Regions from separate parts of the Homo sapiens genome. Here region 2 is linked to region 1. A link is a contact called in ENCODE Hi-C data. All regions are on one chromosome and are shown on one strand. The core of a region is the stretch at or near the end of the contact, and the rest is flanking DNA. Distances in the headings are between cores, read along the strand shown. Region 1 has its middle 20 kb from the start of ZNF287. Region 2 holds the start of SHMT1 (serine hydroxymethyltransferase 1).

Region 1 (5,239 bases), core at 1,983-4,482:
ATTGTGTTTTAGTCCCAAGAAAATGACTTAAAATTGTTTCCACAGCTGAGATGTCAGAGAAGCCTAGGAAAAGGCAAATTCCCCAAAAGAGGTCACGTTTCAATTGTGTTTTAGTCCCAAGAAAATGACTTAAAATACTCATTGGATTAAAATATCTGGGTAGTGCCAGGCATGGTAGCTCATGCCTGTAATCTCAGCACTTTGGGAGGTTGAAGTGGGTGGATCACTTGAGTTCGGGAGTTTGAGACCAGCCTGGCTGATATATTGAAACCTTGTCTCTACTAAAAATACAAAAATTAGCCGGGCATGGTGGCGGGCGCCTGTAGTCCCAGCTACTTGGGAGGCTGAGGCAGAAGAATCGCTTGAACGCAGGAGGCGAGGTTTCAGTGAGCTGAGATCCCGCCACCACACTCCAGCCTGGGTGACAAAGCAAGAGTCCATCTCAAAAACAAACAAACAAACAAAGACTAATTTGACCACGGCCTCCTTTTGAGATCATTCTTTTGCCAGACTCCTCTGACATCTCAGGCTGACTGTCTTCAAACCTAGTCCACGAACACTCCTTGCTGGTGTCCTGTGCAAAGCCCCCCTGAAGAGTATCAGGGAACATTCTGAGACCCAGTCCCCACCCGTGTGCCCCTTTCACTATAGCTGCCTTGGAAACCTCCTGCATGTCTTCACTTGCTGCAGCAATTTCTCCCATCATTATCTTGATGGTGATGACATCTGAAAGCTCAGTCTAGATTTCATTTGAGGCACAGTCTCTGCGTGTTATAGGCACTTAAGATGTAATACATTTCAAACTGAGGCCCTCAACTTCCTCCCCAAATAAAAGTGACTTGTCCTCTAATCTCTAATCTCAGATAATGGCTCCACTAGTACCCAGTCATGAATCTGACACGGCCTCTCAAAACCACTGTCAAGCATAGCTGTGATCTCTACACGGAGCTCCACAATCGCCATTCACTTCCACACCAATACCCAGACAGTATTCCCACCCCACACTCACACTGCTCAGTGCCAGTTTAAATGTCAGTTCCTCAGATGATACAATAGTTGGCATTTAAAAAACCAAACCAAACGATAATGTTTCAATGTCCAAAACTGATGAACACATTTTGCTTAGTTCTTTCCTAAATGTGGAAGTGGATCTGATATATAATTATTTTCTCCCTCTGCTTCCCAACATGTTCTAATACATAATTTTTAGCGATACCAGTCATAATGGGGGTCCCACAAAAGAAGTTTTTGTAAGCTGAAATTAATTGACAGCTATTTAAGACTGTCACTGTGTCATGAGGAATTGTTGGACATGTTCAAATGAAAATGAGATAAGCTAAGAAGTATATTTTTAAAATGTTATTGATATGTTTGCTTTCATTAAAGCCAGGAAGGCAAATGTATTAAAACTTTCCTTTGGTATAAACTATTTAAAGTTAAAATGATGTGAGTTTTTTTTTCATTTTTAAAATAGATCAGTTTTATTCTGCTAGTTCCATAAAAACAATGTAAACACAAGCGTTCTGTACATCTTGCTGGTGAATTCACATAATGCTTAGTTCCCTGATCCTTTGACCTCCTCGTCTTCTCCAGTTATTTTCTGTCTGGACCACTGGCCTCAGGAGTGGAGTGGGGTTGGGGCTTAGGAGAGAGCAATGTGGCTTTTTGGTATGACTTGTTTTATTGCTTGCCCTCTCAGCACACTCCTGTTTCTCCTAACACAAAGTCTGAGATTTAAGCCCTTAAACCTGTAGGTTTCACCGTCAGCTTTTTCTTTTTCTTTCTTTTTTCTTTTTTTTTTTGCATAGGCATTACTAGGGACGTGAATGGGAGACTGGTATAGAAAGTGGTGAGGAGCCGAAGCCAAGAAATTGCTTTAAACACAAGATGAAAATGCTCTGTTCTGTCCACACAAAGAATCACCTAATACTGGTGTGAGGCACCTCACTTAGCTGTGGAGAAGTCCCTGGAATTAGATCTCAGAAAGACAGTTCCAGCTTTAAGACAGTAAAACCTTTTGGCAATGGGCTAATTGCCTTAAAGGAAAGAAGGGTTCTACTTGAAAGAACTTGCAGGTGGAGAAATTGTCCTACAAAGATTCTTGGAAATGTTAATGGAGATAACTGACATAGGTAGCTGTGGGCCAACCAGGAGCTGTCAACAGCCTGATCTCAGCAAAACCAGGACGGCCAGTTAATAGTTCCTTCAGTTCTCTGATGGTCACAAATGTAATTTTATTTCATTTCGCCTTGTGGAGGTTCTGCAACAAATGTAATTTTAAAGGAATTGGGAGCCAGAAAGATAAATGCAACTCCTTCAACTATGTGACAGGGCAGACTGGTGAATCTGGGTTCCCAGAGTGTGGAGCAAGTGCCCTGCATCAGAGGACGGCCCAGGGGAAACGTGCATGATGCCGAACCCCACAGGACAGAATTACTTCAATCGCCTGGTCCTGACTACTACAAGGAGGAAGTCTCAGTGTCTCAGTTTGCATCTACGCTCAGATTTCTTTTTCTTTTGGAGACAGAGTCTCCCTCTGTCGCTCAGGCTGGAGTGCAGTGGTGTGATCTTGGCTCACTGCTACCTCCACCTCCTGGGTTCAAGCAATTGTGCCTCAGCCTCCCCTGTAGCTGGGACTACAGGCGTGCGCCACCACGCCCGGCTTATTTTTGAATTTATAGTAGAGACGGGGTTTCATCATGTTGGCCAGGAATGATGCGAGTTTTAATACACTCACTTTACAGTTTCTTATGTTTTTAAACTACTTTCACGTTGTAGCAAAAACGAACCTTAAAGGCTTCACAGAGGCCGGTCCACGGGAGGGGAGCGCCGGTCTCCCGGTCCCGCCGGGCTCACAGGGACGGAGCGGCCTGGGATTCCGCCCACCCCCTTCCCGCCGTCAGCGATTCCTCCTCCTCGGAGGGTCTGGGGACTTCTCCCAGAAGCCGCCACCTCGCGCCAGGACACCGGGAGTTCCGCCGCTCCCTGCGAGAGGGAACTGGCCAGAGGCCCTGCGGGGCACCGCGCGCGAGTGAGGCAGAAACCCAGGCACCATGCAGAAAGCCCCGAAAAATGTCCCTGGAGAAGCCGGGGAACAGCTCCCTCCACAGCCGTCAGGGCCCGCACAGGCTGTTTCCTCACGGAGGACTCGGCCCCAGGTTGTCACGAAGCCGCGACCGCGCCTCCCCGGGGTCCTCAAGGAACGCAGCGCTCTGCCTCACTGCAGACAAGGCAGTCCGCAGGCGGAACACGCATGCGCGCCGGCAAGTCAGCCAGGGCGGGTTCGCGCGCCCTCTTGCGGCCCTCTAGGTGCAGTGCAGGGAGCTTTGCGTTTTAGGGACTTGGGCTCCCTCCGGCCATCCTCTATTGCTTTTTGGTATTTTCAGTAGAGACGCGGTTTCGCCATGTTGGCCAGGCTGGTTTGGAAGTCCTGACCTCAGGTGATCCACCCGCCTCGGCCTCCCAAAGTGCTGGAATTACAGGCGTGAGCCACTATGCCTGGCCCTGGCCATCCTCTTTAACTACTGAACTTCAGATTATTCAAAGCCGTTACACTCCACCCAACAGCTTCAGAATATCCTCTAGTATTCTCTAACACGCATGGAACAGTCTCCAGATTAGACCACAAATTAGGTCACAAAGCTAGTCTCAATCAATTTTAAAAGACTGAAGTAATACAATATTTTCTATAACCACAATATAAGGAAACATTAACAGAAGGAAAACTGGAACATTCACAAATACGTGAGAATTAAACAACACACTCTTAAACAACCAATGGTCAAAGAAAAAATAACATGGGAAATTGGAAAATACGATGAGACAAATGAAAATGAAGCACAACATACCAAAACTATGACAATCAGTGAAAGCAGTTTCAAAGGGAAAATTTTACGAGTAAACATTTACCTTTAAAAAACAAAGATATCAGATAAATAACCTAACTTTACACCTTAAGGAGCTGGATAAAGAAGAGAAAACAAAACCCAAAGTTAGGAGAAGGAAGATGCTATAGTTTAAATGTGTCCTCCAATGTCCATGTGTTGGAAACTTAATCTCCAATGTAACAGGGGTAAGAGGTAAGACTTTTAAGAGGTGATTAGGCCATGAGGACTCTGTCCTCATGAGTGGATTAATGCCATTATTAAGGGAGTGTGTTCCTTTCAAAAGGACAAGTTCAGCACTCTCTTGCTCTCTCTTCCCTTTTCTTGGCCCTTCTGCTTTCTCCCATGGGATAACATAGCAAGAAGGCCCTCACAAGATGCTGGCACCTTGATCTTGGACTTCCCAGCCTCCAGAACTGTAAGAAAATAAATTTCTGATTTTTGAAAAATAAATTATGTGGCCTGTGGTATTTTGTTGTAGAAGCACAAATGGACTAAGACAGAAGGAAATAATAAAGATTAGAGCATAGTTAAACAAAATAGAGGATAGAAAAATAGGGAAAAAATCAACAAAACCCAAAGTTGGTCCTTTGAAAAGGTCAAGAAAATTGACAAAACTTCAGGTAGAGTAAGAAGAGAAAGATTATTAAAACACTGTTATTTTATTATTTTTCCTAATTATTTAACAATATTTAACAGTAATATAATAAAATTATTGCAATATGAAAATTTATATAAAACTAAAACATTAAATCAGAAATAAAAGTGGGGACGTGACTATTGATTTTGAAGAAATACACAGAATTATAAGAGAATATTAAATCAATTGTATCCCAACAAAGTAGGTAATCTAGATGAAATGGATACATTTTGAGACAGAGTCTCACACTGTCATCAGGCTGGAGTGCAGTGGCACGATCTTGGCTCACTGCAACCTCTGCCTCTGCCTCCCGGGTTCAAGCGTTTCTCCTGCCTCAGCCTCCTGAGTAGTTGGGACAACAGGCGTGCACCACCACTCCCAGCTAATTTTTGTATTTCTAGTAGAGACGGGGTTTCACCATGTTGGCCAGGATGGTCTCAATCTCTTGACCTCATGATCCACCCTCCTCGGCCTCCCAAGGATAAATTCTTAGAAGCACTCAGACTTCCAAAACAGATTGAAGAAGAAATGGAGAATCTAAGGATATCTTTTTTTTTTTTTTTTTTTTGAGACAGAGTCTCACTCTGTCACCCAGGCTTGAGTGCAGTGGCACGATCTTGGCTCACTGCAATCTTGGCCTCTCAGGTTCAAGCAATTCTCCTGCCTCAGCCTCCTGAGTAGCTGAAATTACAGGTGTGTGCCACCACACCTGGCT
Region 2 (3,829 bases), core at 502-3,001, 1.8 Mb after region 1:
AAGAAAATTGGGAATCTTAGGGACATCTTCATTAACATTCAGTAATACCTGGTAAGTCCCCCAGCCAACACAGCTCACTGCAACATCAGTCATTACAACATTGGATATTTCTGTAGAGGCACTGTTGCTCATGTGTGGCATGATCCTCAACGTCAGGGAAAAAGACCTAGTAAGTGAAGTCACCTGCAAGGTCACCAGCCTCCCCATGCCTCCAAATCTTACCTGGGCCTCTGTCACATAAGAGGATCCAGCCAAGGATCTGCTCAGGGAACTAACTTGTTGCACATCTTCTATCTCACACACATTTTGTGTTCTCTTCTTTACAGAAGAGGAAATTGAGGCCCAGGGAGCTAACTTGTCTAAAGCCATATAAGAGCCAGAATCTGAACAATGGTTTCTCTTCAGTTCCAAGGCCTTGTCCCAGGACATTGCACTAAATAAAAACACAATTACCCACTTCCGTTCCAAGTTCCCCCAAGTAATAAATTTACGTTATTTCTTTTCTTTTTTTTCTTTTCTTTCTCTCTCTTTCTTTCTTTTGAGATAGAGTCTCACTCTGTCACTCAGGCTGGAGTGCAGTGGCGTGATCTCCGCTCACTGCAACCTCCACCTCCCGGGTTCAAGCGATTCTCCTGCCTCAGCCTTCCGAGTAGCTGGGATTATAGGTGTGTGCCACCATGGGCAGCCAGGTTTTTTTGTATTTTTAGTACAGACGGGGTTTCACCATGTTGGCCAGGCTGGTCTCCAACTACTAACCTCAAGTGATCCGCCCACCTCGGCCTCCCAAAATGCTGGGATTACAGGCATGAGCCACCGCGCCCGGCCTACAATGTTATTTCTGCAAGAACCTAAACTGGTGTTTCCAGTCTATTCTCTGGGTAACTGCCCGATTGAAGGCCCGCATCTGTGCTGACCTCAGCTGGACCAAGGGTCACTTAACTCCCGGAATCTCGAAGCCAAGGCACCGGGCCAAGAACTTCACAGTGCAACATTTGTCTCCTAGAACAGGGGGTGGCAGATTGCGGGCAACAGGAAGAGCTCATTCCCCACAGGGATCTGGTGGCACGGGCCAAAAGTGGAGCGACCCTGCGCGCAGCCTTTAGGGGCGCAGGCTTTGAGAACCCGGGTTCTATTCCGGGCTCTGCCATTTAAGTTGCCTCCTTTCTCAGGGCCCCACCACCTTCCTCACCTGTAAAATGGGGGAAACAGTAGCACTTGACTTGCAGCTTTGTTGTGAAGGAGCTAGGATTGTTTAAATCGAAAATGCTCAACGAGAAAAGTGTTCAGTGGAGAGCTACTACTCACATCCCCGATAAGCCTTCGCATTCTTGCCAAAGGCCACGGGCCGCCACCCCATCATACCGAATGTGCCTGGAACTGGGGCGCTGCGGCTGGCCGCCGCCCGATCCCCAGCCCAGGCGCGACCCAAGCGCTCCCCTCCCGTCATTGCGGCTGCAGAGGGTGGGGTACGGCGGGGGACAGCGAGGACGCCGAAGCACCCCCCGGGCTCTGGGACGCCGCGGCCCTCGGACCCGAAGCCGCCCACCTACCGGAACACGGCCCGCGCACGTACCTAGCGACGCCTCCGTCCTACGCCGCCGCCGGTGCCACCAGTCCCAGACCCGCTGACCCAACGCCCCGCGCACCGCCGCGGGCCAGCCACGTGACCAGCCGCTCCAACCCCAAACCCCGAACTTGGCGCTGGACCGCTCGAGCTCAGGAAGGTGCACTCTGCGCGCCAGGCTTGGGCTTGGCCCCGCCCCCGGAGGCGCCCAATCAGAGAGCGCAGCCAAGCATGGGCCGCCACCAAACGCACCCGCGCTATTGGCTGCGGCGCAGCGGCGGGCAGGGCCTGTTTCTCCGGGGCGGGCCGGAGGCCGCGTAGTGCAGCTGCGCACCTGGGGCAGGGACCTGCAGAACTGACCCGCTTTGGCTGCAGGGCTGGTGTGTGGACCAAGATTTCCAGGAAGACTACACAGGGCCTTCCTCACTTAAGCCTGTCGCTTGGGCCGTGGGATTATGAGTGAATTTTGTTCATGGTACTACTTTTAGTTTGCAGGGTGGTCATTTAAAGTAGGACAAATGTGCGTCCAAACTGCAACATTATTACTCTGTAGGTGTATAATCCAAGAGCAGACACTTTATTATTATTATTTTTGTTATTTTTTATTTTTATTTTTTTGAGACAGGGTCTCACTCTGTCCCCCAGGTTGAAGTAGAGATGGGGGTCTAACTATGTTGCCTCCCAGGAGGCGGAGGTTGCAGTGAGTCGAGATCGCGCCACTGCACTCCAGCCTGGGGGACGGAGCGAGACAACGTCTCAAGAAGAATAAAATAAGATAAATAAAATACTGACACACAATAAGGACTCAATGAACATTACCTATTGTTAAGAATGATAAAAACCGGGGCCACATGTCAGGACCACCTGAGGCTGCGTCATAAATTTTTTTATTTGTCAAATGATAACAATAATTATTATAAGAATGATAAAAACCGGGCGCAGTGGCTCACCCCTGTAATTCCAGCACTTTGGGAGGCCGAGGCAGATGGCTTGAGCCTAGGAGTTCAAGACCAGCCTGGGCAAAATGGTGAAACCTTGTCTCTACAAATAATTTTAAAATTAGCTGGGTGTGGTGGCAGTCGCCTGTAGTCCCAGCTACTTGGGGGGCTGAATGGGAGGATCACTTGAGCCTGGGAGGCAGAGGTTGCAGTAAGCAATGATCTTGCCTCTGTACTCCAGCCTGGGCAACAGAGTGAGACCCTCATCATCTCGAAAAACAAACAAACAAAAAATACAAAAAAAACTTTTTTTTTTTTTTGAGACAGAGTCTTGCTCTGTCGCCCAGGCTGGAGTGCAGTGGCGCGATCTCGGCTCACTGCAAGCTCCACCTCCCGGGTTCACGTCATTCTCCTGCTTCAGCCTCCTGAGTAGCTGGGACTACAGGCCTCCGCCACCACGCCTGGCTAATTTTTTTTTATTTTTGAGACGGAGTCTCCCTCTCTTGCCCAGGCTGGAGTGCTGTGGCGCGATCTAGGCCCACTGCGAGCTCTGCCTCCTGGGTTCATGCCATTCTCCTGCCTCAGCCTCCCGAGTAGCTGGGACTACAGGAGCCCACCACCACGCCTGGCTAATTTTTTGTATTTTCAGTAGAGACAGGGTTTCACCATGTTAGCCAGGATGGTCTTGATCTCCTGACCTTGTGATCCACCTGCCTCAGCCTGCCAAAGTGCTAGGATTACAGGCGTGAGCCACCACACCCGGCTAATTTTTGTATGTTTAGTAGAGATAGGGTTTCACCATATTGGCTAGGCTGGTCTTGAACTCCTGATCTCAAGTGATCCATCCTCCTCGGCCTCCCAAAGTGCTGGGATAACAGGCAAGAGCCACTGCGCCTGGCCAACATAGTGAGTGTTTTTGTTTTTTGTTTTTGTTTTATTTATTTATTTATTTGAGATGGAGTCTCGCTCTGTCACCCAGGCTGGAGTGCAGTGATGCGATCTTGGCTCCCTGCAACCTCTGCCTCTCTGGTTCAAGCAATTCTCCTGCATCGGCTTCCCGAGTAGCTGGGACTACAGGCGTGCACCACCATGCCCAGCTAATTGTTCTTTTTGTTTGTTTGTTTGAGACGGAGTCTCGCTCTGTCGCCCAGGCATGAGTGCAGTGGCTCGATCTTCGCTCACTGCAATCTCCACCTCCCAGGTTCACGCCGTTCTCCTGCCTCAGCCTCCCGAGTAGCTGGGACTACAGGCGCCCGCCACCATGTCCGGCTAATTTTTTATATTTTTAGTAGAGACAGGGTTTCACTGTGTTAGCCAGGATGGTCTT

The links. Hi-C counts contacts between places; a loop is a spot of excess contacts on that map. Pooled maps may share reads with other maps.
Region 2: a loop to region 1 is called in a pooled map, with 13 times the contacts of the local background. The contact joins the promoter of SHMT1 here to the enhancer-like site in region 1. A Hi-C loop is called at or near these places in 2 of 50 pooled maps.

The regions. Positions count from the first base shown.
Region 1 is chr17:16,586,224-16,591,462 of GRCh38, forward strand. No RefSeq gene overlaps it. Among named protein-coding and RNA genes, the nearest start is that of ZNF287, 20 kb to the left of the region's middle. RefSeq lists an enhancer at 2,917-2,986. Within about 2 kb of position 3,233, at least 18 of the 41 ENCODE cell types and tissues checked have a DNase peak (open chromatin) inside an H3K27ac peak, as active enhancers do.
Region 2 is chr17:18,361,799-18,365,627 of GRCh38, forward strand. SHMT1 (serine hydroxymethyltransferase 1) reads right to left here and starts at 1,752. Exons shown (of 12, transcript NM_004169.5): 1 at 1,574-1,752. RefSeq lists a silencer at 1,377-1,846.